3 separate regions of the Homo sapiens genome follow, and regions 2 and 3 are each linked to region 1. A link is a loop called in an ENCODE intact Hi-C map of the cell type or tissue named here. Cell type or tissue: Calu3. All regions are shown on one strand.

Region 1 (8,000 bases):
TGAAGATGTCCGTTTCCTACTACATGACCATTCTGATCTTGGGAGACACTTGCTCGTATGCTCCAAGAAACATGGACCTGAATGTTCATACCAGCATTTCTGGAATGGTTGTATGGGGGAAGAGGCTAAATGTCCATCGACAAGAGCCTGTATAAATAAATTGTGGTATATTCTTATAATGAAATACCATGTAGCTGTAAAAAAGAGTTCTCAAAGCACAAAGATGAAGAGGGAAAGTTCCAGGAACACACACATATATATATGAATATGTATATATATAGCATAAATATATAGTATATATATGATATGTAATTATATATATACACAAATAAACAACATATATATGAATATGTATATTGTTATAGGTATATGTGTATATTGATAAAAGAAAAACTTCAACCAAATTATATTTAAAGGAGTTTAATTGAGCAATTAAGAATTCGCCAGTTGGGCCGCCCCCAGAATCACAGCAGATTCACAGAGGCTCCAGCGCAGCCACGTGGTGGAAGAGTTATATACAAAGAAAGGAAAACGATGTACAGAAATTGGCAGCGAGGTACAGAAACAGCTGGATTGGTTACAGGTTGGCGTTTGCCTTCTTTGAACACAGTTCCAACAGTTAGCAGTCTGAGTGGTTGAAGTATGGCCTCTGGAATTAGCCAAGACTCAGTTATTGTTACCGGCAAATGGTCCTAAATTAGGTTTTCAATTTTGCCTGACTGTTAAGCTAGGTTACAGTTCATCCACAAGGACTCAAATATAGAAGTATGGAGTCCTTTAGTTTGCTTTAACAATATACATATACATATACATAACATAATATACATAACATAATTCATAATAAATTCCATTTGTTAAAAGCACAAAGCTAAACTATTTGGGATATAAATGTAAAGAAAAGCCAGAGAATAATAATAAACACAAAATTCAAGACAGCGGTTAGCTCTACGGAACAGGGAGAGAGATTAGAGCAGTACAAGAACACAGGGGCATCAGGCGTATTTCTTAAGCTTGTTGGTGACTACGCTGCTGTTTATTTCAGTATTGTTCTTTAAACTGTTCATATAAATTATATATATATTCTATTTTATATGCGTTATAGTAAAATATATAAATATGGATATGCTTTTATTAATATTACATATTTATATATAATGATGTGTATATATATCATACATATAATTATATATGTACTGATTATATATACAAATCACAAATATTTGTTACCAATATAGTTACCAATGCTTAGAGGTCAGCCTACAAAGAATGTGGGGTTTGTGTGTGTGTGTGTGTGTGTGTGTGTGTGTGTGTGTTTTATTTGTTTTTTTTTTTTTTATTTCAATAGGTTTTTGGGGAACAGATAGTGTTTGGTTATATGAAAAAGTTCTTCAGTGGTGATTTCTGAGATTTTGGTACACCCATCACCCGAGCAGTATACATTGTATCCAATGTGTATCTTTTATCCCTCGCCATCCCCCATCTTTTTCCCTGAGTCCCCAAAGTCCAATGTATCATTCTTATGGCTTTGCGTCTTTATATGAGTTCTCATACATGTTCTCCCACATATGAATGAGAACATACGATGCTTTATTTTTCATTCCTTAGTTACTTCACTTAGAATGATAGTCTCCAGTTCCATCCAGATTGCTGTGAATGCCATTATTCTGTTCCTTTTTATGGCTGAGTAGTATTCCATGGCATATATGTATATACTACATTTTCTTTATCCTCTCATTGATTGATGGTCATTTGGGCCAATTCCATTTTTTTAAGTGTTTCTCTTGCTCTAGGTATTTTGGTAACTATTTGTTACTTTACAAATCATGGAAAGCTGAAATTCTCCAAGTTTGTTTTATTCCAACATAAAAATATCTCTGTAAAATAATTGCCATAAAATGCCTTCTCTTCTGCATTGCTATGTTGGGAAGCTGATATAAATTATCTTAGCTTTTAGATAAAAAAAAATTTCTAATATGAGTGCTATCTGGAAAGCTCTTCCTGCACATTCTGAAGTTCTTTATGCTGATTTCTTGGGTCATACTATCAAGCATAGCACCTGGCTGCAGCAGCTGTGGATAAAACCTGTCCACCTGCATTCTCAAGGGGTTTGTGCTGTTTAATTTAATTCCCACCTCAAATTAACTAGGATCTAACTAGGTGGAGTCATGTCCACGGGTCTTGGGTCTCTCCCTGAGTTACTGTTGGGATCTGCTCTCCGTCTCTGTCTAGTCTGAATGCCTATCTACCAAGTTCTGTGGGCTGCCTCATGCTGTTCACTGCTTCCTTATAGTCTCTACCTGGAATTTTTAGGGAAAATTAATCTCCTTAGTTCCCAAGCAATCAGGCATATCATCAACATCTCTGCTTGCATGCAAAATAAGGCAGCAATGGGTTTTTCTTTTAAAGATTTTTTTCAATACTATTACATCAATTCTTTTCACACCTGTAAATGCATTGACCACAGTGAGAGGGCTTATCAGGCTCTGTCAGTCATTGTTAGTAATTCCCTAAGTTGGATGATCAAGCCTTACCCACATTATGAAACCTTCCCAACACCTTTGGCATGGAGCTGAACAGCCCTTCTCTAAAAGACCACATCCTGTCAACCCCGGTTTTCTCTCGCTTCACCCCTCGTATCACAGGAAACACAAAGACATGTTACTGGGGATTATCAAGGATATATGTTCCCGGGGATCATAAGAGATTTTCCAGCACATTCCAAGATATACATGTCTTCAGTCCCATTGTCTGCCCTGTACATATGACATAATGAAAGAGTTGACCACTCTTACTAATTGACACCAAATATATGCAGAAACAAATTTCTCACATTAAAAAATCAGACATGTTCAAAAAGTTCATTTTTAGGTCAATTGATGATATTTGAAACTCATTCTTCTCTAAAAACAGTGTTTGTAATGCTGATGCTGACCACAGGCTTGACCCCAATACCCCATCTAACCCACAAAGTATCAGAAATAGCATATGATTGCAGTGAAAATACATGGAACACAACATTTTTTACTCTGCTTTGTTACAATACTGGTAATAAAATATGACACACAACAGTAAGAAAGAAATAAGAAAAGTAAGAAAATAAATTATTTTTAATTTTCTTGTATTCTGATGCTTGAGGAAAGGTAAATTCATCTAGGAGAGACAAAAATGTAGATGAAAATTTGTGAATACCTTAAAGGGAAGTTGAGGTAACTTTCAAGGATTTCTAGAAGCTGATGAGAATGACATTTTAGAAGCAGTAGTAGAAGAAGAATCATCACTATTCACAGTTTTGCTTCAACATTTCTGTCTTTCTTTTCCTTGGTACAAACCTATCACTTGTAGAACTCAAGCCATGTGTTGGGCTCACAAAATGAAATAATAGACAGAAGGGGAAGGTTGAAATTGAGAAAAGAGGGGCTTTCCTAAGTAAGCAAAAGAAAGTACCTTGCATAGCATTAATTGATTTAAAATCCATGTTTAGCATGCACTATCTGTCCAGTTCTATGCTGGGTCTTACGGATATAAAGAAGAATCGAACAGTTGCTACCATCATAACACCGACCTATTGCAGTAGGTGGTGAAACAAAGTGAGGCAGGGGCTGGGAGTCAGAACAGACAAGCACACCTGCAAATTACACTATAATGTGCTGAAAGCTGTCTTAAAGGATGAGGAAGGTGCTGTTTGTGGAAATCTGGAAATGCTCCCCTAAAATGACATTTAATTCTCAAAAATGAATAGAAATTTTTCAGAAGGAACAAAATGTACAAAGGCATAAGCATACAATCATTTTGGAAATGATGTGAGGTTCAGAGTAAATGCAGGGAAGGAGGGTAAGACATGGCAGATGAGGCTGAATAAATAAGAGGAAAATGCATCCTGCAGACTTTAATGCCCAAGGAGAGTTTAAACTCAATTCTATTGGAAACTCGGAGACAACCAATTCAATTTGAATGTTAGAACAATGAAGGAAGATTAACTGAGATGCAATTAATTGATCTTTGCATGGCTTAAAAGAGAGAATACAACATCAGGAAATCATGGTTGCCTCTGTGGAGACAGAAAGGAGGTCAAAAGTCATTAGATCAGAGTGTTCTCTGCTAAGGCAGCAGCTGAAAAGAGGGGGTGGCAATTAAAGGAAAAGTGAAGTTAGGGAAAGGAACTGGCCCTGGGGTCTTTAGGAATAGGGGAGACAGTGCTGGATGTTTGCAAGTGCATGTCTCATACTCATACAATATGATTTCATTTTAGGATTAAAAGTGGAGTTAATTTTGTATCTTTATGTCAATTACTACTGACAAAATGGAACTCATGTACCAGCAGGTCGTCTGCAAGTCGTGGGTCATATGGAAATGAGGAATTCATGTTTAATAATTGACAGTAGCTGATGAACAATCACTTACTTGTTTGTCCCACCCTTTGGCATTTCTGCAACATGGTTCCTAGAGTCATACTCTTCTCTTTTCCTTCCTCTTTGCCCCGGTATTTCACGCATGAAAGGGTGTTTTGGCAGCTAGAGATCTCTTCAGTGAAGAATGTTCTCTTATAGTAAATTCATAGCATTTCAGCATTTCAATACTTCTCTGTATCTCTGATTTCTGGCTTTCCAGAGATGTTAAGTCTAAAACCCCATGCAGAGGATAAAAATGTAATAAGTTAAACAAGAAAATAAGAAAAAATTTTAAAACCTCACATGTTAATTCAGAACAATAGTTCTCAGAATGCAAACTCCAGTTATCTGATTCAGCTGTCCCTGGAGGGGCTTTCTTGGGCAAGGAGTAGATGGCCCAGCATCTAACACTGTATGCATTGCAGGCTTCTCAGCTACTCAGGAAATGAAACCAGGCATATAGCTGTGTATAGAGAAGGAAGGCACTGCCACCTACAGGTTGTAAGATTATGGACCTAACACATTCACATTTAATTTGTAAAAGAAATTATTTTACTAATGTAATGTTGTCATAGCCTTAAAAGCCTCAAAGATAGTTGGTCTATCCTCCTACCTTTGGGCAGACCTGTTTCTAAATATGCAAGAACTTTCGTTGAGATGAGAGAAGTTCAGCTCTCAGACAATTAAAATCTAACCAAAGTCAGACTTGCCCTGCAGGAATTGAGGATTAAGCTAGGCTTTGCACAAGGTAAGCGGTGAAGGGGTGGTTGGCAATTGCCTTCTAATGCAGTCTTTAAACTCTGAGATCTCTCTGGGCCTCAGTTACTCTTTTGTAAACTGACGTAATGGCCTAGATCTGTGGTTCTCAAAGTGTGGTCCCTAGACCAACATCAGCAGCAGCATCCAGGACTGGTCCTGCTGATGATTTACCTGGCCTTGCCCTGGGCCCCAGACCTATTGAATTGGAAACTCTGTAGGTGGGCCCCAGCAATGTGATGTCACAAGTTCTCCAGGTGACTGTGCTATACATAAAAGTGTGAGAATACCTGTGTTAGATGATTTAGAAATATCCCATGTGCAATTCCACACCACTGCAGGTGTTACCTGCAGTTTAACCATCTGTCTGTGGAGGAGCTGTCTGCCCAGGAAGATTGACCTGGGGGTGGTGGTGCAGGGGAGAGCAACTGAGGAAAAGTTAGAGCTGAGAAGCCGAGGTTCACCTGTCTAGTGAATGAAAATTCAGCCTCTGATGGACAGTCCTGATGGTCAACTGAATGTCTAAAGACCATTGGTCCAAGAGATTTCTCACCCTATTTCACCAACATATAAGAGCAATGGACTCTCACTCTGCTTTGCCATCCACTGTCTGAACGAATGCATTTCCCCTGGCTGCACCCCAACTACCAAATAACAAGGCTTAGGTTTCCCCTCTTCTTCCACAAAGACTTTTGTGAATGGCAATAAGTCCATATTTTTCCTTCCTTCCTTCCTTTCTTTCTCTTTCTTTCTTTTTTTCTTTCTCTCTCTCTTTCTTCCTTCCTTCCTTTCTTTCTTTCTTTTCTTTTTTCCTGAGACAGGGTCTAGCTCTGTTGCCCAGGCTGGTGTGCAGTGACACAATCTCGGCTCACTGCAGTCACCACCTCCCAGGCTCAAGCAATCTTCCCACCTCAGCCACCCAAGTAGTTAGGACTACAGGGATACACCACCATGCCTGGCTAATTTATTGTTTTTTTGTTTTGTTTTGTTTTGTTTTGTTTTGCAGATACGAGGTTTCACCATGTTGCCCAGGCTCGTCTCAAACTCCTGAGCTCAAGCAATCCTCCCACCTCACCCTCCCAAAGTGCTGGGATTACAGGCATGAGCCACTATGCCTGGCCCATATTTTTCTCTTTCTATCTGAATCCCCTTCTCCCCAACGTCCATAGCAGAAAATTGAGTACTTAATGACATATCATATTGGAGTATTTTCAAATTGTTCCCATGATTATCTCATCTCACTCACCAGAGCTCACTGAGGATTTTTGCTTATGTGGCTCATATACTCACCCCCATGTTTCTGGCAAGTTTCCAGAGCGACTCCGGCACAAATTGGTGTTTAACAAATTATTGATGATTGACTTTTATATAGTTATCTGAAACTACAAATGTGAATACATTTTAAGCCACCACAATTTTTCTCCTCTTTTCCCCATTATGATCCTAAAGGATTCTGTAAAACAGTCATATTGACTTAAAGAGGGCTAAAACCCACAAAAAAACAGCGAACTTGAAAAAGGTGAAGTGGTGAGGAATTCTAAGAATTATATTAGACCCACCTAGGTAGATCAGTGGAACAGTCACTCTTCAAATTTCCTCTGTTATGGGTCATGTATTTGAGCAGTTAAAAAAAATAAAATTTAAACCACACCGACCAAAAATTTGAATCATCCTTTTAAAGAAAACTTAATAAAAGTTATGTGCAGATGTAGCTAGTACTAGAAAATAAACCAAAATGTCAGCAGTCTTTTTTAGTATTGTGACTATGAGATTGTTGATGAGTAATTATTGAAAACCTCCCTGAATTTGTTCTGGACTTCCTTTCAATAGGAAGGAGAAAACTTAAAACAGACTGAGGTGTCTGTCCCTTGGTTGCTAAAGCTGCTCTAGAAGGGTGCTCTGTAGAGAGCCCTGTCTGTTATGAAGAAGAAGAGTCAGGGGTCTGACACTACCCCAAGCCCTTTTCTTTTACATAGGAAATGTGAACATACAAATGTGTTTGTACAGCGTCTCCACACCCAGTAGTGCCACCAGACACTGAGGTCAGAAACTACAACTCATGTTTGCCTCCCAGCTGCTAGCCAGCTCGCACATAGCGAGGCCTTCATTGATCTGAATTAGGCAAAACATACTAATATCCATAGTTATTTGGCAACAGGACCACGTAAAGTTTATCCTACCACTCTCAAGTTTTATTTATACAACTGTCACTTTAAGAGGCCTATTTGTTTATGGTAAAGAGACCACTTTGAGTAGGACAAAAAATGGACAGGGTCAAAGCTGGTTCTTCGTTGCGAAACAAACCAACATCATTTTAATGGATTCAGTCTGGTTTTCTGAGGATTGGTTGGAAAGTTGGTTTTGGTTTGTGTGTGCATTTTGCAAAAGTCCACACTTTTTCTATAACTTGTAGACCTCGATGTCCTTCTGAATTCTCCTCAGGCTATGACATTCTAAATGACCTAGGATTGAGAGATGCTTTCTGTACAGCCCAGAGCAGCTGCATAGTGGAGGTGGTGGCATTTCAACAGCACAGATCAGTGAAAGACCCTTTATTATCTAATGGTAGAGGACCAGGCTATAAAGTGGATTGTGTGCTCAGGAATCCTTTGAGATGAAAGGTATGGAAGAGGGAGAATGGGCTCTATTCAGCCTCATGGAGGGCAGATATGTGCCTGAGAACAGAGACTGTCTTCATTGACTTAGTGCTTTGGGTGGAAGAGGGCACTGGTAGCAGAGTCTCGTGGGCGCAGAGGGTGAGGGACCCTCCTGTGGCTCCTCTGGGTGGCTCTGAGTCCAGGCATACAAAGACATTGCTAAAGAATCACTGCCCTGTTGCAAGAATCTTGTGAGGTC
Region 2 (8,000 bases), 520 kb before region 1:
GAAAATGTTAGCTAAATGGTAGATTGAGAAGTAGAGGAAGGGATGGAAAAAAAGCTGTTGAATTAGGGATAACTTTGCAAGCGCTGACTTAGGTGCTTGCGAAATGGAAGTGGAGCTGTTTCTCTCTTTTTTACACATCATGGCATTTTGCTAGGGATTAACTCATTGTCTCTTTTCTTTCCCTGCCAGGATGCTAAGAGATCATTGATATAGTTCTTTATCACTGTCGTAATTATTTCTGTAAGACCTACACCGGCAGCATCGGTGCCATTTAGTAAATGTGCCTGCTCCATTAGGAAGCAGAAAGAAGACCAGTTTGAACTCCTTCCCCTACTAGTAATGTGATCTGGAAAAATTGTCTTTAATTTTACGGCCTTAGTGTTTCCCCTCATCTGTAGCATAAAAATTATATTATAATAATATTATAATACCGACAGGATTGTTTTGAGACAGTTAATGTCACAGTGCTTGGTGAAGCATAGGCCAATACATATGTTATGTAAATAATGGTCTTATGCCACTGATTGTCACTTATTGCACTAGATTTGACTGCCTTCTTGTTGGAAATACAGTACAATCAAGAAAATTAGCAACTTCAACCTTGTTTCTAATTTAAATATATGTTACTGTGTGTTTGTGTGCGGGTGTGTGTGTGTGTATGTGTGTTCATACCTATGTTTCTTCATCATTGAAAATGCAGTTACAGCTGAAAGTGATTTCCATTATTGGCATTTTCTCATGATAGCAGAATTTATCCTGAATTAACAGCATTAGCAGAAATGGAGACTGTTTCAACCACTGCAATCGAAGAAGTGGTAAAATGGTGTGGAAACAAGTGTCTGAGCACTAGCTCTGCAGGGAAACAGGCAATGAGGAGCAAGAATTGTCCTACTCATGGTACTCAGTATAAGTGGGTGAAAGCTCGGCTCTGAGAAAGGACACAAGTCACCAAGGGCCATGGTCAGCCATGGTGGCTAACCTCAGAAGAGGCAGTTGTAGATATGAAGTGAGCTGTGTTACGTGGAGCGAGTTCACAGCAAAGGGGGAGTTATCAAGAGCAGCTGACCCAATACCTTCCGAAAGATCACCTGCTTATCAAAACCCTTTATTTTACATATTTTGCTGTTGACAGGCTGTGCAATTATTAAAGCGGCACTTTTCCTTACTTATCTTCTACAGAAAAGATCAATAAAGCACAGATTGAATTGTTAATATCCAATATCCAGGTTTGAATAGTACAGATAAAATTGCCCACAACTGTTAGACACTCAGGCTAAAGGGAGTAGCCCTTCCCCTGGGCTGCATTCGCTTACCCTCATCAACACACTAGGAAGCCATTCAGAATGATTTCCAAGACCAATTCCTCCTATTCCACCCTGTCTAGACTTTCTTGGAATGTTTTATGTAGAAAGTCCTGGATTTTCCTTTTCATTGGCCCCTGAACTCTTGAGGTCTCTGGGTACGGAAAGTCTGTCACTGCCAAATTTCCTGTCAGCATAATTTCTTACCTGTTTTAAGTAAATAACCCATCTTTTCTGAACTCAATGGCATAGTGAGTAGTGGGAGCTGTCTGCCCAGAGGAAGGAGTATTTTATCACTGACATGATTGAGAATTATCAGTGCAAGGTGATGATAAAAAGCAAATCAACTTTTAATTGAACTTTATTATGATTTTAAAACTCTTAACAGGCAGTGCACCCCCTTATTGCCCCAACCAGGGGCGGATTTCCTGCCTTGGAATGCCTGAGGACAGTTGCTTTAAGGTGTGTGTGTGTGTGTGTGTGTGTGTATGTGCACGCATGTGCGTGTGTGTGTGTGTGTGTGTGTTTAGTGGGGGGAGGACTTCAAAATTGTCTTCAGTTTTTTTCATTTTCCTTTTCTTTTTGAGAAATGTTAAGAAATCAGGACACTTCAACCTGTTCAGTTATATATGCAGTAAGTATTCCCAGAGTACTGTTAGATTAACAACTCCAGATATTAGAATTACAATAATAGGCAAGCCCTGTTTCATGCCCATCAGTAGCTCAGACATTTAAACATCCTCCAGATTCTCCAGAAAGTGTTTATTTGCTCATCTATTGTAAAAGTATTTATCAAATACCTATCATATGCCATGTACTTTGCTGGATATTGGAGATAAAATTAACAAAGACATCCTTGACTCTGTCTTCATTTAGCTTCCAATCTCCCAGGTATGCTTACCTCCCTTCTTCATGAAAATTCTATTTCCCAAACTCAGTCACTTATTACTACTTTTAAGATCTTTTGTATGTTGATATATTAAAAGTGTTATTATTTACTTAAGATTTACTTTACTCCCACTTAAGTTGAAAACCATTTTATAAGGAAATACTTTATTTCTCCTCTCAGAAAAGTGTGCACATGATTATAAACTCCACGAGACTTTGTATACTAATCACAACTTGCTCCTCACAGTGTCCTGCAGATGGTAAATAGAAGACATATAAATACAAATGCAATGAAAAAAAAAACCCTATTAATAAATTCTAGTTGAATCTTGTCTACCAATACCCAAATTAGTTAAAAGAGAGATTAGTACAGTTTAGAGACATACTTTAACCAAAATAAGACTTTTCCCATGAACTAATTGTAATTATTGGAAAGGAAATAACTTTGCTACGGTGTGCCTTGGTGTTACTTTATTCCATGTCCTTGTTCCACCTAATGGTCTTGCTTACCTACAATAACCATGCCATATGTTTTGTCAGGCCCTGGTCAGCACTGTTGGATTACTTATTAAGTTTTGCATGGAGAAATCTTTTTGATTGAAGGCCTAGAATTGCTTATATCAACTGGAATTATGAACCTAATTCCAATTTATTTTCTCTTTTTTTAGTAGTCTGTAGGTGACACATTTTCACAGCATTTGTAGCTATCCCAATATATTTTTGTTCTTTTTTTTTCTATTTACTGTAGAATGCGTAATCCTGGATCTCTTGTTCGCAAATCGACAGCCTGAAGCCCTCTGGAAGCCCAAGACTGCTGGAGGTAAGGCATGAACTTTTTTGCAATTATGTCTCTTCTGCATGGAATGATACTGCTGTTTGATTTAAGTTTGAACTTGGAAGATTCATTCCTTTAGGGAAATATTTAACCTAATCTTGATTTTTGCCTCAAATTGGCATTAGACGAGCTTGACTAAGTGGTCAGGTTGGGTTAGCTTTACAGATTGGATTCTTGATTTAATACAGCTCAAACTACAAGTATTATTATTATTATCTAAACCCTCTTTGCCAATTTAGAAAAAAATATAATAGGAGGAGAATAAAGATAAATAATAAAAGCACTGCCCAAGCACACCGTTTGAATCATAACCTGGGTCAGTGAGTTGCATGCCATACACTGACAGTCCTTTGTGGGGTGTTCCCAAATTTTATTCAATGTAAAGTGTGTTCTTTTCATAACCAAATGTGTACACTGTAATGGCCTTGTCTGTTAAGCAGCCACACAGGAAGGCAAGTTGCATGATGCCTATAGATGGAAATACTCCAAATTATGATCAAGTGATGGGAGAAGCAGCAGCCAAGTGCCAGAGAGAGTCTGTGAGTGGACATGTGGCTGCTGTTCCTCATGAATGTTGGTGGGAGCAGGGCCAGGGCAGTCGACAATTCTACGCACACAGTGACACGGCATTGGGTGACTGAGTGGACTTCATTGTGACTTTGCTTTTATAGACTCTGAGACACTGACGCACTGTCCTAGTCATTGTGTTGAAATCATTGCTGACTCTTAGTGATGTTTTCAGTTTGTTCATCTCCATAAATATATCTTCAAGATTCTGGTATGTTTCAAACTCCCACTTTCCCCCCCAGAAATGGGTCTTTCTGATTCAGGATTCACCTTCTGTCATAAGTCATACTTTCTTAATTGTTACTTTTTGAAATCAAGTTATGATATACACCTTGCTTAAACATTCAACTCCTTCAGTAATTTTCTTGATATTTTCAGCCTTTAAGTCCTACACAATCTGTCGTAAAGACTGCTGCTCTGGCAGACATGAGCCTTTATGATTTCTGTCTCCTGTGAGGGTCTGCACCTACTGAAAGGTTGATTCTCTGAGAAAGGCTGAATTACCATGAGATGGCAGTAGAGAGCAGCCTGGCAGATAAGCCCATATTCCTTGGTATTTGAGCCAGACTAGGGGCTGGGCCTAGTGGGAGGAGCTAGATTACAAGGTAGTCTGCTTTTGATTTTTAAGTGTCTTCCTGGGAAGAGAGCGAGGCATGTCTATGAAAGAAAATGCCGGTAGTAACATCTGAGGTTAACAAATGTGTGTCAGGAGAATGGAAGACAATTCCTGAAATATACCAACCTCCGGTGATCAGAGTTCTACCTGGCTGTGCTCTTTCTCTCTCTCTCTCTCTCTCTCTCTCTCACACACACACACACACACACACACACACACACACACACACACGAAAAAGAGAAAGAGAGAGAGGGAAGGGGGAAGGGGATGGAGGGAGAGAAAAGAGAATAGATAGAGGACACAAATACTTTATCCTTGGAAAGCAAGGTTAAGTGAGATCAGCAAAACGCAAGAAGGCAATTGTGACTGATAGGAGCCACGCAGGACAGCTGAAGTTTGAGACCATATTACCTTGGCTTTGCCATTTCGATTCTCAAAGGGGCCAAAGTGCTGCCGGATTAGACACTAGCATGGGCTCTAAATCCTGTGTATTTTAATAGCCCCTATTGTACAGAGAAATAAGAAAAAGTTAAAGATGGATGGCATTTTTAAAACGGTTGCCCAGAATGTGCCATGTCTTGCTTAAGTCACTTATTGCACTACTGGCAGTATTAGAATTAGAACCAAGTCCACATGCCCTAATTATCGGTAGGCCATGCTTTCCAAATCACAAGAGCAGGAGCAATTTATTTTTCTCTCAAACAGAAAAGATATTAAAAGGGAATTCAAAATGACCCTAGAACTCTATTGGAGGAATGTGGATGCCTCCATGTAGTAGAAGGAACATGGGGCTTTGTGGCCAAAGAGAACTGGTATCAAATCTTGCCTCCATCTCTTATAATCTATGTGGCATTAATCTTGTGGTTTGTGTATCTTAATTTCTTCTGAGCTTTAGAAGAAATCAATAACATATTAAAAATATCAAAAATATCAATAAAAATACCAATAACATTGATATAAAAAGTAGAATTGAGGATTAAATGAGATACACATATATAAAGGAGAGATAGGTGAAGACTGAATCCTGAAATTGTTCAATGTGGAAAATATTGATTTGATTTTTGGAACTGGATTCTGAAGTCTAAGGTAGGAGGTAGAATCACTTTTTTTGGGTTGAAGATGCTTTTGTTCTGTCAAGGACTACTTGCCTGGTTGCTTATAGTTATGCAGATAATAGAGCAAATGACACCCATTTTTCTGGAGAAAGACAGTGCCAATGTTTTGTGTAGTACCTGCCATTTGAAACTGTAACTGTGATAAGTTAGACAGCACTCTGCTCTCCAAAGAGTCATGGGAACTTCCTGGAAAAGAGACATTCAGACTCTACGTCTTCTCTAGGGTCAGTCTGAGGAAAAGAAAATGCTTTGCTAATCCTTTGGACAGCCGTGAGACTGGGGACATAGATGAGAGGAGGAGGCAGACAGGCCTCCCTGGAAAGGAGTGGCAGCCTCACCCTCACTTCACAGCTGGCAGTACCCACTGCACTCTGGGCCCTTCCCCTCAGCCACTGCAGAGGCAGCTTTGGTTCCAGTCCAAAACCGGGGCTAGAGAAGATTTAGGATTTGTGGAGCCAGTGGACCCTTGATAATACCAGGCCAAATCAGAGAGTCGGTACCTCTTGAGAGAGGGTCTGTGGCTGGGCCAGGGGAGTTCCTGAGCCAAGAGACACCAAGGCCAACTTTGGAAGTCATCTACATCACCTGTCAAAGCCAGTAATTATGCTGAAGTCCCCTGACTCACATTACACACTCTGAAAGAAAGAGAGTCACTAGCTGGCTCTCCATCAAGTCCTCAGGAAGTCTATATGTAAAATAGAGATTTGGTACCAGCATTATGCCTCTTCATAAAGTATGAACTTAAATTTTTCATGCGTTAGAGAATTGGGGTTAATGCTTAAAAAGAAAGCTTCTCATAAAATAAAACTAATGAAATATGGCTCTGAACGGATTTCAGAGACACGTCTTCCAGACTGCCTGGGGTCCCCTGGAAGGAAAAGGTTTGCTCTGATTATCAGCAAACTCTGAAAAACTGTGACTACACTGCTCGAAACTCATCATTTTCTTTCTTTTTCTTTGACCCAGAAACTCCTTCTTTCCCCTTGGACTCTTAAAACATCTATTAGTGACTATATTGTGATGGTGGCTTTGTAATCTCGCAATTCTGGCTCTTACATGGGGCAAGAAAAAAAAAATTGTTGGCAAGCTCATCGGGTTCTGGAAAGGCTGTGCCTTTCCCAGCTGGCCAGGGGAGCCGGAAGCCTGGGAAGGCTGTCCACAGGCTTTCTGGCAATGGTATAGGAAGAAAAAAGGAGAAGGAGGCTTAATTCCTAGCTGGCTGGACCTTGGAAGGTGGCCTCTTTTCCCTTTGGCTCATGAAGCTGAATAGAAGGCCAAGAATTCTAGCTGAGTTCCTGTCAGCTTGTCGCCTTGCTTTTGGACTCATGGAGTGAACTGAGTTGAGAAGAAGCTGAGGGCTGCCTGAGGCAGGCTTACCACTGAGCCATGAGGAAGACAGACCCTCCCTGTCACAATTGGAGTCAGAATATCTTAGCCAGAGGCCTCTCTCCTTTCAATTTAGAGAAGTAGATTGAAGAGTAAATGGCCTAATTAATTGTAGAATGTTTGCTCAATATTTGTTTTTTTTCTATTATACCATGAAATTACCATAAACAAAAACTACACTTTTATTTCTAGGCAATGAAAACCTTATTGCACAAAGGGTATGTGGCATTAAGTCTTAAACTTACAAGTATATCTTTCACAGCAAATGTCACATGACTTTAAAAATCATCTTAAAATATGATTCTTCTCAAAGCGTCTTGTGTGACTTCAATGAAATACTCATATGTGCAGCATCCCTCTAGTAGGTACTGACTTATTAAAGCCATTTAACACCTACGCAAGTTGCTACATGCAAAGAGGCACTAAGTCTTCGTTATATTTGTTTCTTCAGTGCTTAATATTGAGGCAAAAACAGTGATGCTCAGCAAATGGTCCCTTTGTCATTTTCCCTGTATTCCTTGGCCCTTTTGCAATCAGACAGGACACTGTGACCAACTCTAGACAATGACGTGTGATTGGAGGTAATACGAATGTCACTTGCAGACTAAGAGAATGAAAGCTCTCATGCAATGCTTCATGATTCTATGGTACGATGTTGCGGCACGATTTCATGGCCATCTAGCAGGCATATATTCTGGATGATATAGCTACAGGGTGATAGAGTCTCCTTCAACTTGGATCCTTGAGTGACTGTGTGGAGCAGAGTCCCTGCTGACATTTCATTGGCTATAAAATATGAGCAAGAAATAAGCCTTTGTGACATTAAGTCACTGATATTTAGGTGTCAGTTTGTGGCTTGCATAATAGAGCCTGACCTGACAAGTGCCAAGCAATTAGTGTACATTCAGTTAATTTTTGCTGAAAAAAGAAAGCGCTCTCATTTACCTAAATAAAAGCCTAAATCATAATCATACCAATAGCAATATATTCGAGCCCTGTTTGTGTGCCAGGCATTGTGCTAAGTCATTTACATTTATAATTTTATTGATGTTGCATAACAACTCTATAAAGTATCATCCCCATTTTTCAATGAGGAAAATAAGGCCTAGAATAGCTAAATCTTGTCACAGAATGTCTTGAAGGTTCTATTCAAACTCAAGAATTCTAACTGTAGAATCCTTTGCAGTGTATCTGATTTTCATTTTTCTGTATCATATATCACTTCCTTTGTTGGCAGATTAAATGTTTGTGTAGGCAACCTGAATGCTAGCTGGAAAGCCCCCATACACTCA
Region 3 (8,000 bases), 1.7 Mb before region 1:
TGGCCAAATAAGATTCAGATGTAGGAAGGCTGAGGCCAGCTGTGCTCTTCAATGCCCCATCCAAGCCCTTCCCTATGTGACTCCCACTGCTGCTCATTCCCCTTCCACCTCACCAGTCACCCCGCTGTGTCCCTGACGTCTTGGCTAGATATTCACTATGTGGCTATTTTTCTTGGCTTCGGCTTCTGTTGTATTAAGTCAAAATCTCAGTCAAATACAACACACTGCAACATTTTAAAAAAGTACCCCCATAGCCAGTCTTTCCATTTGTAAAATGAGATTGGGGTAGTCTCTATCTCTCGTGGATGTTATGAAGATTAAGAGACGGAATGCACCAAATTCTCAGCACGGTGCCTGACACAATAATAAGCATCATCTGAGTGCTAACTATTTTGGGATTTTGCTTACTGAAATGGCCCAGAGGTAATGTTATATTCATTTTGTGGATGTGGGACATGGAGCATAAGTGGCCAAAACAACTTGGCAGAAGGAAATCCTGCTAGTAACTGGCAGAGCTGGAGGAGCCTGTGCCTTAATACTCATTGCCTCTCTCAGCTCCCTGCAAACCCCTAACAACTAACCACATTGTTGGGCATCCCATTGCCTTTCTGTTTAGGATTTGGGAGGTCATTTCATATTCTCAGCTAATTTGAAGAGCAGAGAGAATTTGAATTCCATTTCAGACGATCACATTTTCAGATTCGTTTGGAGATCACTCAGTGGCTGTCAGACATGGGAGTGAGACAGCAGTGAGAAGAGAGAGACGAAAGCTCACTTCTGATGTTCCTGGGTTGGTGTGTCTGTCAAAGGACAACAGGAGAGGGCAGCAAAGACCCTAAATGCAGGGAACTTTGAGGGTGTTCAGTTGGTTGTGTGGACACCTGGGAGAGGGGGACTCCACTGCACAGGAAGTAAACCTGCAACAGAGAAACCTGGCAGGCTATAGCAGTTCCCTGCCATAATCACAGAGCTGGGGTTTGCCTGGAGTTGGACAGCTTAGTGAGGATCAGATTTCTCTATGTACGAAGCACACACAACATCCCAGGGTCAGAAATAAGCTGTAATGGACAAGAATTATAGGATAGGGATATGGGGAGCAGAGCCAAATGAAGTGTACTGCTTTCATTTCCTCTGGAAGGTGTACCTTGGGCAAAAGGTCTAACTGAATTTAAATAATATTTGTTTCCAGAAGGGGCTTTGGAATAGGTAGGTTTTGCCCTAAGAGAGCCTTTATTTTTACCTTAAAAATAGCAGGCAACGTTTCTATGAAAGGAAGACAAAGTGATATTGCTTTATGTAAAATTAACGCTTAGAGATTTTAGAAGATGAAGTAAGGCAAATTGCTTTCTTATTTATGTTTATGCTCTCACCCATATACCCCGCAGTAGCTTAAATGCAACAGGAACTAAGAATAATAGAGTAAAAATATGATGCAATGCCTGATTAAAAATGCAAATTCAAAGTTGCCAGTGATCTTCTAGCTAAGCAGAGTAAACACTGGAAAGGAGAAAAAGCACACTGAGGTTCGCTAAAGGATAGAAATGATCATCCAAAAGAAGTAAGAAATGGGTGCCAAAGGAGGTAAGAAACGTGGAGTCTAGCCTCTGAGGAATAAGAGATTATTGGGTAAGCACTGGTGAATTGGAAGGGAAAAAGCCAAGTGGCCAAGAAAGACAGATTTACCAGGATTGGGGTTTTATTTCTAAGGATTGAGCCAGTGACGCTTGGAAGAAATCCAATCAGTAAATACTAACTGAACACCCACTGTGTGCAAGGCATCGTGGTCTGCCTTTCCAGCGCAATAAAGCAGTATAAAGATGAGAGAGACTTGCAGTGTAACAACTAAAAATACAACATGTTAAGTAAGATAGAGAACTTGAATATCTTGAAGGAAAGAAAATTAAAGCATGTTAAATGCGAAATAATGGTACACAAGACAAGTACAAGTGGACTCTGACTAGGGAGAGGTGGAGCAGTCAGGAAAGTCTTTTGGGAAAGGGTGGTACTTATGATAAGTAGGATAGGATGGGAAAGACTCCAGCCAAGGCGAGAGACAATAGCTTTTATAGAATCAGAACATATTATTAGATAGAAGCAACATTAGGAGTATCCGAGAAAACAGTATTAGAGAGCCTCATTGTATCATTTGTTAGTGTAGCTCCACTTGTCTCCCCCACCCCAGGCCTTCACCATCTGGGTCTGCCCACAGAACAGGGGGCAGCACAGTCCGAGAGGGAAGGGTGTGTTGCTTGGAGGGCATGAAGTGGTAGGGGGCTTCCCTGAGTGGGCTAAGACTGTAGTACTAGGGTGAAGGGGCAGTGCCTAGTCAGGAGGAGCCATGGATCCTCTGTGGGGGTCAGCATTAAAGATATAGTGCAAAACACTTAATGAGGCAGGAGGCTGGACAAGCACAGAAGGATGGCGGTAGGCCAGAGAACAAAGTCTGGTCAGGAGGATCTGTACTCTGAAAGTATAAACCAAAGCACCCTTTTATGTGAGGTCTGCTGCTCTTTACAAATATTCAAAAATTGTCTATAAAATGTAAGTGTGTCATTTAATATTTTCCATAATATGACAGATTTTAATTCATATCTCATATTTTATAGTCTAAACAAGGAGCTCTTAACAGTCATTAGAATCACTAGGAAGATTATCAAAAATATAAGTAATCAGGAATGAACTGGAGTAGGACCCAGAGGACAATATTTCTTGAAATCTTTCCAGCTAGACCTGGGAACCACTAGTTTAGCCAAACTGGGGTCCTCTTTCTTCTTTAAATTTACTCTAAAGTTTCTCTCCTCTATTCTTATTCTTGTGATTTTCATTCTGTTAGAAATGAAACTCTGTTAAGGATGTGATCCTTCTATATTTCTGTTGAAATTCTTACTTAGAAAATGCTGATAAAAGTAGTAGATGCCCAGTTCAGCTTGCTAGTTAGATTACCTTTCTAGGTCTTTGCAGATCAAGGGTCTGTGATTCCATTGGTTTGGCTCTTCAAGCGCTGATGTGAGCACAGTGCTAAAGAATGCCAGGAGAGGGCAGCAGAGAGCTGGGAAGCCCTTTGATAGAGGCTAGAGGAAGTGAACCAAATGGGAGAACCTGTATGTAGCAGGTGGAGGAGAAAATACTTGATCTTTTATGGGGTGCAGGGTATGCCAGTTGTGTGTCCTTCATAAATTAACCAAAGACTATAGTCATTACTCAGATCAGAAACTGAAATCAACAGGGGATGCCACAGGGAGTGGTAGTTTTAAAACAGGAAGGGATGGAAATAGGCTCTAAGATATTGCTGGGAGCCACCAAAGGTAAGCCAGCTATGGCAGGATGTTGGGCCCCTGATAGCTCCTGAGACACTGGCCCTGTCTAGGCATAGATTCATTAGACGTGGACCCAAACCAGTAGAAAAAGCCTTTATTTAAGGACTGAGCAAGTCTTTGCAACCTAGGGGTGCAGGTGAACAGGATAAAGGAAACATTTTAGAGTAAGATTTCAGGGGACTGAAGAAACACTGACATTCAGGAAAAGCAGAAGAGATTCTTACAAGTTCAGTGCCCACATCATAAGGAAAAAATTCTCTGAAGACCAGGATGGGATTCAAGGGTGTTATGTTGAATAGAGGCATGCAAAGGAAGTACTTAACGTGCAGGCCAGGACCAGAGACGGTGCACTAGGTAGAGTGCGGCATCCAGCAAAAGTATTTCAAGGTAAGTTCTGCAAGGGTTTGGGAATATCACAAGGCTTTGTTGGTAGTGCCAATTTAAATCCACCTTAGGCTAAAACTTCCAGAGTATGATCTAGCACCTTGCTACTTAAAAGTGTGGTCTGTAGACCAGCAGTCCTGGCATTGCTTGGGAGCTTATTACAATTGAGAATCTCAGGTCCTGCCTCAGACCTACAGAATCAGAATTTGCATTTTAACAAGATCCCCAGGTGATTTCACTGCATATAATGCATATTAAGGTTTAAGAAACAGCAGACTAGCATCCAGTCCAGACAGGGCTGGGTGGCATTGATACCTGTAGAAGATTAGTAAGGGCATTCTGTAATAAGAAAGTGAGGGAGAATAGCTGCATTTGAATGACAGTAGCTGCAGCCATTAATAGTATGTGAACTCGATACTTTATTTTGGCTTATTTTTTTCAAACCCTACTAGATGCCTTATAGTTACATGCAAAATCAACCAACTGATGTATTTTTCAGAGGCCACAGTAGGGGAAACTGCATCCTACTGCAGTTTGAAAGAAAGTGTGAATCCAAATTAAAGGTGTTGCTTGGGAGGGCAGTGGGTTTCTTAGAAGGTTTCCGCTGTGTATGGTCCGGGGTCTGTGTGTCCAGAAACTAGATTTTTAAAACATTTTTAGGCTAACTCAAAGCAATTAGACCCTTAGACAAAGGACTATTGGTACTAATATCACAAGGGAGTTTATGTTTGTATTAGTTTATTATTGTTGTTGTAATAAACTAACACAAATTTAGAGGCTTAAAACAACACAAATTTATTCTCTTACAATCCTGGAGTCCAGCAGCCCAAAATCAGTGTCACTGGGCTACAGTCAAGGTGCCAGCAGGGCTTGTTCTTTCTGGAGGATCCAGAGAAGAATTTATTCCTTGACTCTTCCAACTTCTAGAGGCTGCTGCCAAAATTAATTTCCTTCTCTGACTCCTGGACTTTTCCTCCATTTTTTTTCTTTTTTTTTTTTGAGATAGAGTCTTGCTCTGTTACCCAGGCTGGAGTGCAGTGGTGTGATCTCAGCTCACTGCAGTCTCTGCCTCTCGGGTTCCGGTGATTCTCCTGCCTCAGCCTCTCAGGTATCTGGGATTATAGGCATGTGTAACCACACCTGGCTAATTTTTGTATTTTTAGTGGAGGCAGGGTTTCACCATGTGGGCCAGGCTGGTCTCGAACTCCTGACCTCAGGTGATCTGCCCACCTCAGCCTCCCAAAGTGCCAGCATTACAGGTGTGAGCCACTGCGCCCAGACTTTCCTCCATTTTTGAAGCCACCGGTGTAGCATCTTACTTGTGTTGTAAGATGCTTTCATTGCCTTCATCTTCTGTGTCAAATATCCCTCTCCCTAGCTCCCACCCTGATAAGGAAGGATAATCTCTCTGTCTGTCTCAATATCCTTAGTCACATCCACGAAGCCACTTTTTCTATAAAAGGTAATATTCACAGGTTTTAAGGATTAAGGCCTGAATATCTTTGGGGGCCAATTAGCCTACCACAAAGTTTAAACCATAATTTTAATTGATGAAATAAAATATGTTGTTCCATTGATTACACAGCCTAATCTCTTTCTTGGTATTGGAAAGTCAAATTAGTATCAGCAAGTGATTTGGAAACTAGAGAATGAATTTTGTATGAGCCAGACAGAGCCCTGATGAAGCACCCCTGACCACAGCAACCCCTCGGGTTGGGATGGCTCCTGCGAGTGATGGCTTCTCTCCTCTGCTCTGGTCTTGCTTATGCTGTCCTGATTTGCTCTCAGACTTCCGTGTCCTGCCCTGCTCCCCTCCCTCAGTTGGAAAATTCTCTCTCTGAATGTACAGTATTATAGATGAAGCCCAAGGTTTGGGGGCCACACACTATAAGTGCCCACCTGTACTGGTTCAGGGAAGACAGCAAGCTCAGGCAGAAAACCAGGCAGTACAGGTAAACTGCTAGTGGCAGAACCTTAGAAGATTTTGAAGCTTCAAGGCAACTTAGAAATTATCTAGTCCAACCCCTTATTTACTGATGGGAAATAAGTCCCAGAGAGACAGTAGCACGTCCAGGGCCACACTTGGATTTATTATTTAGTCAATGAAAATTAATAAAGCAGCTGCCCTGTGCAGGGGTTATGCAGAGGAATAAAATGTGAATGAAGGAAATAAGGAATGGTGACCATGGATATAACTGGCAGGAGGATTCAAGATGCTCACCAGAAATCAGGCTTTGGGAATTTCTGAATTCAGACTCTAATGCTCTGTAGGCTATGTGGACAAGTCTTACACATTTGGTGGTATTACACCATCATTGATAAAGTAGAAACAGTAGCATTTGTTTTCCAGTACAGATTAGAAAAATAAAGCCTGACCCTCTCTTTTTCAAGGTAGAAAATAAGTTTGTTTACTTTCCCAGGAGCAAGCTCCCATCTGGCTAGGCAGCAACCACTGCCAGGCTGCCCCTTGGGGAAGCAGCAGAGAGGCAATAAGCCAGCACCCTCCACTCCCATGGGCACCCTACAGGGAAATGCACGGGAGCTGATGGATGTGATTACTGTGATTACTGCAGCAACGTGGGTCAGGGTGAAGGGAGCTCTTCTCTCGCATGGAGCACCAATTTGCCTGAGCTGTAAGGAGAACTGAACTGACTGTTTCCCAAGGGGTGTGGGGCTGAGCAAATGATGCTGTTAACTCTCTCCATGTGCAACCATACATACCTTTTACCATATGTCTGTCAACCTGATGTTTGTTACTGTATGTCAAACACATTCAAAATCTTTTGCAGATCTCAGAATAATATGCTTAGGCACAATGTGATGGTGATGGCAGAAACACTGTGAAGTTCTGAGTGGTTCATCTGTCTCATTTTGATTAAAGTCATAATCCAGTGATCTTAGGTTTAAATGAAAAAAAATATAGATCTCAAAATACTTCAGATATAAAGGGATGCCTCAGGATTTGCTTTTTCTGAGGAACTCAAAGGAAATTAAAGTCCTTTTACAGTAACAAAAAAGACATCCAGTTAGCATCATAAAAATCACAACCCGATATTAAAATGTCAGTTATTCCCCCTTGTCTGGGAATTGAAAATGCAGGCTTTGTATGTTTCTTTTTGGGGACACTGTTGGCTAGCAAAACTGATTTCTACTATAATTGGAAGACCTTATCTCAAAAGTAAGAAGGCTGGCCAAAAGGTCTACTCAGCACACATGACAAGGTCATGGCTTGCAGGCACAGGAAGCCAGCACATATGGGCTCAGCTTCTATGAGGTGCTAGAACAAGAGGAGGAGGAGGGGGAAGAGTGGCTTAGTATTCCCTTGATCCTGACATGACTGTCCTGCACATGGTCCCTTTAGTCTGGTCATCTGCAGGTCCCAACTCCCCAGTGACCCTCAATCCATCTCCTAAGGGGAGGACAACTCACATCTCCTATTCTCTTTCCAATCCATTATTTTGTCTTAAATCGTATGGCTAGCTCCCCTTGGAGTCTTCTGCTTTCATCTTAACTGCCTATTTAGTAGATCAAGCTGACTAAAGTTTGCTAGTTTACTGTGTCTTTGCCTTCCTGCTCTAAGAACTCCAATTCTCCTGGAGGCCTGTGGATTTCTCTAAGTGGGGAAAGACTCAAAATAAGACAGCACAGGAAAGAAAACCTCATTATATTGTTAACCTATAAAAAGGCAAAGAAAACTACCTGAAAGGCCATATATCAAAATAGTAACAGGAGTTATTTCTGGGTGGTGGTGTTTGTTTTCTATGGGATTCTCTGTATTTTCCAAATTTACTTTTTATCAGAAACAAGGCATCAGAAAGAAAATGATATGAGTTGTTAGAGTAATTGTGCTTTAGTTCACTTTGTAAACTATAAGGTAGAGTGTGGAGAGAAAAACCAAGGGACGTCTTTGGTCACTGCAATGGGTCAGGATCACATTAGGTAAGTAAAGGAGAGAAATTGCTCCAACATCATTTTGAACAAAGCATAAAATCAAACTGAATTTGGTTTGGTAAATAAGATGCCCCAAGGCCAACCCTACTTAAGGTTACTTTATATTACTTCACATAGGCTTGGCTAAATGGATCGTCCATCACCCTCCAGACTAATTACATTTGATTAAGGTCTTCCTTAAAAGCTCTTCTTTCACAGTGAATTGAAAATGACCACTAACCTCCATTGACTGATGCTGTGAGGTCACCCTATGAATTGATTAGGGAGTGCTGCATTGTGCTTTTGCAATTCTAGTTCTGTGGGGCCCCTGGAACCTTGGCCCATACATCAATGGGAAGGAATGGTGAT

The links. Hi-C counts contacts between places; a loop is a spot of excess contacts. Peaks named below come from ENCODE experiments on the same cell type or tissue, not always from the same donor. Only the 100,000 strongest peaks of a DNase experiment are listed, where the experiment ranks them.
Region 2: a loop joins it to region 1, with 22 times the contacts of the local background. A loop is called at or near these places in 59 of 110 quality-filtered maps.
Region 3: a loop joins it to region 1, with 17 times the contacts of the local background. A loop is called at or near these places in 14 of 110 quality-filtered maps.

Annotation. Positions count from the first base shown.
Region 1 is chr15:47,983,236-47,991,235 of GRCh38, forward strand. All of the region lies in intron 1 of LOC124900354 (a long non-coding RNA gene), which reads left to right. LOC102724553 (a long non-coding RNA gene) reads right to left here. Exons shown (of 3, transcript XR_001751520.2): 2 at 4,402-4,619. Among named protein-coding and RNA genes, the nearest start is that of SLC24A5, 130 kb to the right of the region's middle. RefSeq lists an enhancer at 4,917-4,966. In Calu3, no CTCF peak of the experiment used is centred here; a DNase peak (open chromatin) is centred at 4,866.
Region 2 is chr15:47,467,537-47,475,536 of GRCh38, forward strand. It overlaps a transcript of SEMA6D not described here. Among named protein-coding and RNA genes, the nearest start is that of SEMA6D, 250 kb to the right of the region's middle. In Calu3, no CTCF peak of the experiment used is centred here; no DNase peak of the experiment used is centred here.
Region 3 is chr15:46,309,292-46,317,291 of GRCh38, forward strand. No RefSeq gene overlaps it. Among named protein-coding and RNA genes, the nearest start is that of SQOR, 680 kb to the left of the region's middle. In Calu3, a CTCF peak has its summit at 3,061 (motif pointing right); a DNase peak (open chromatin) is centred at 3,040.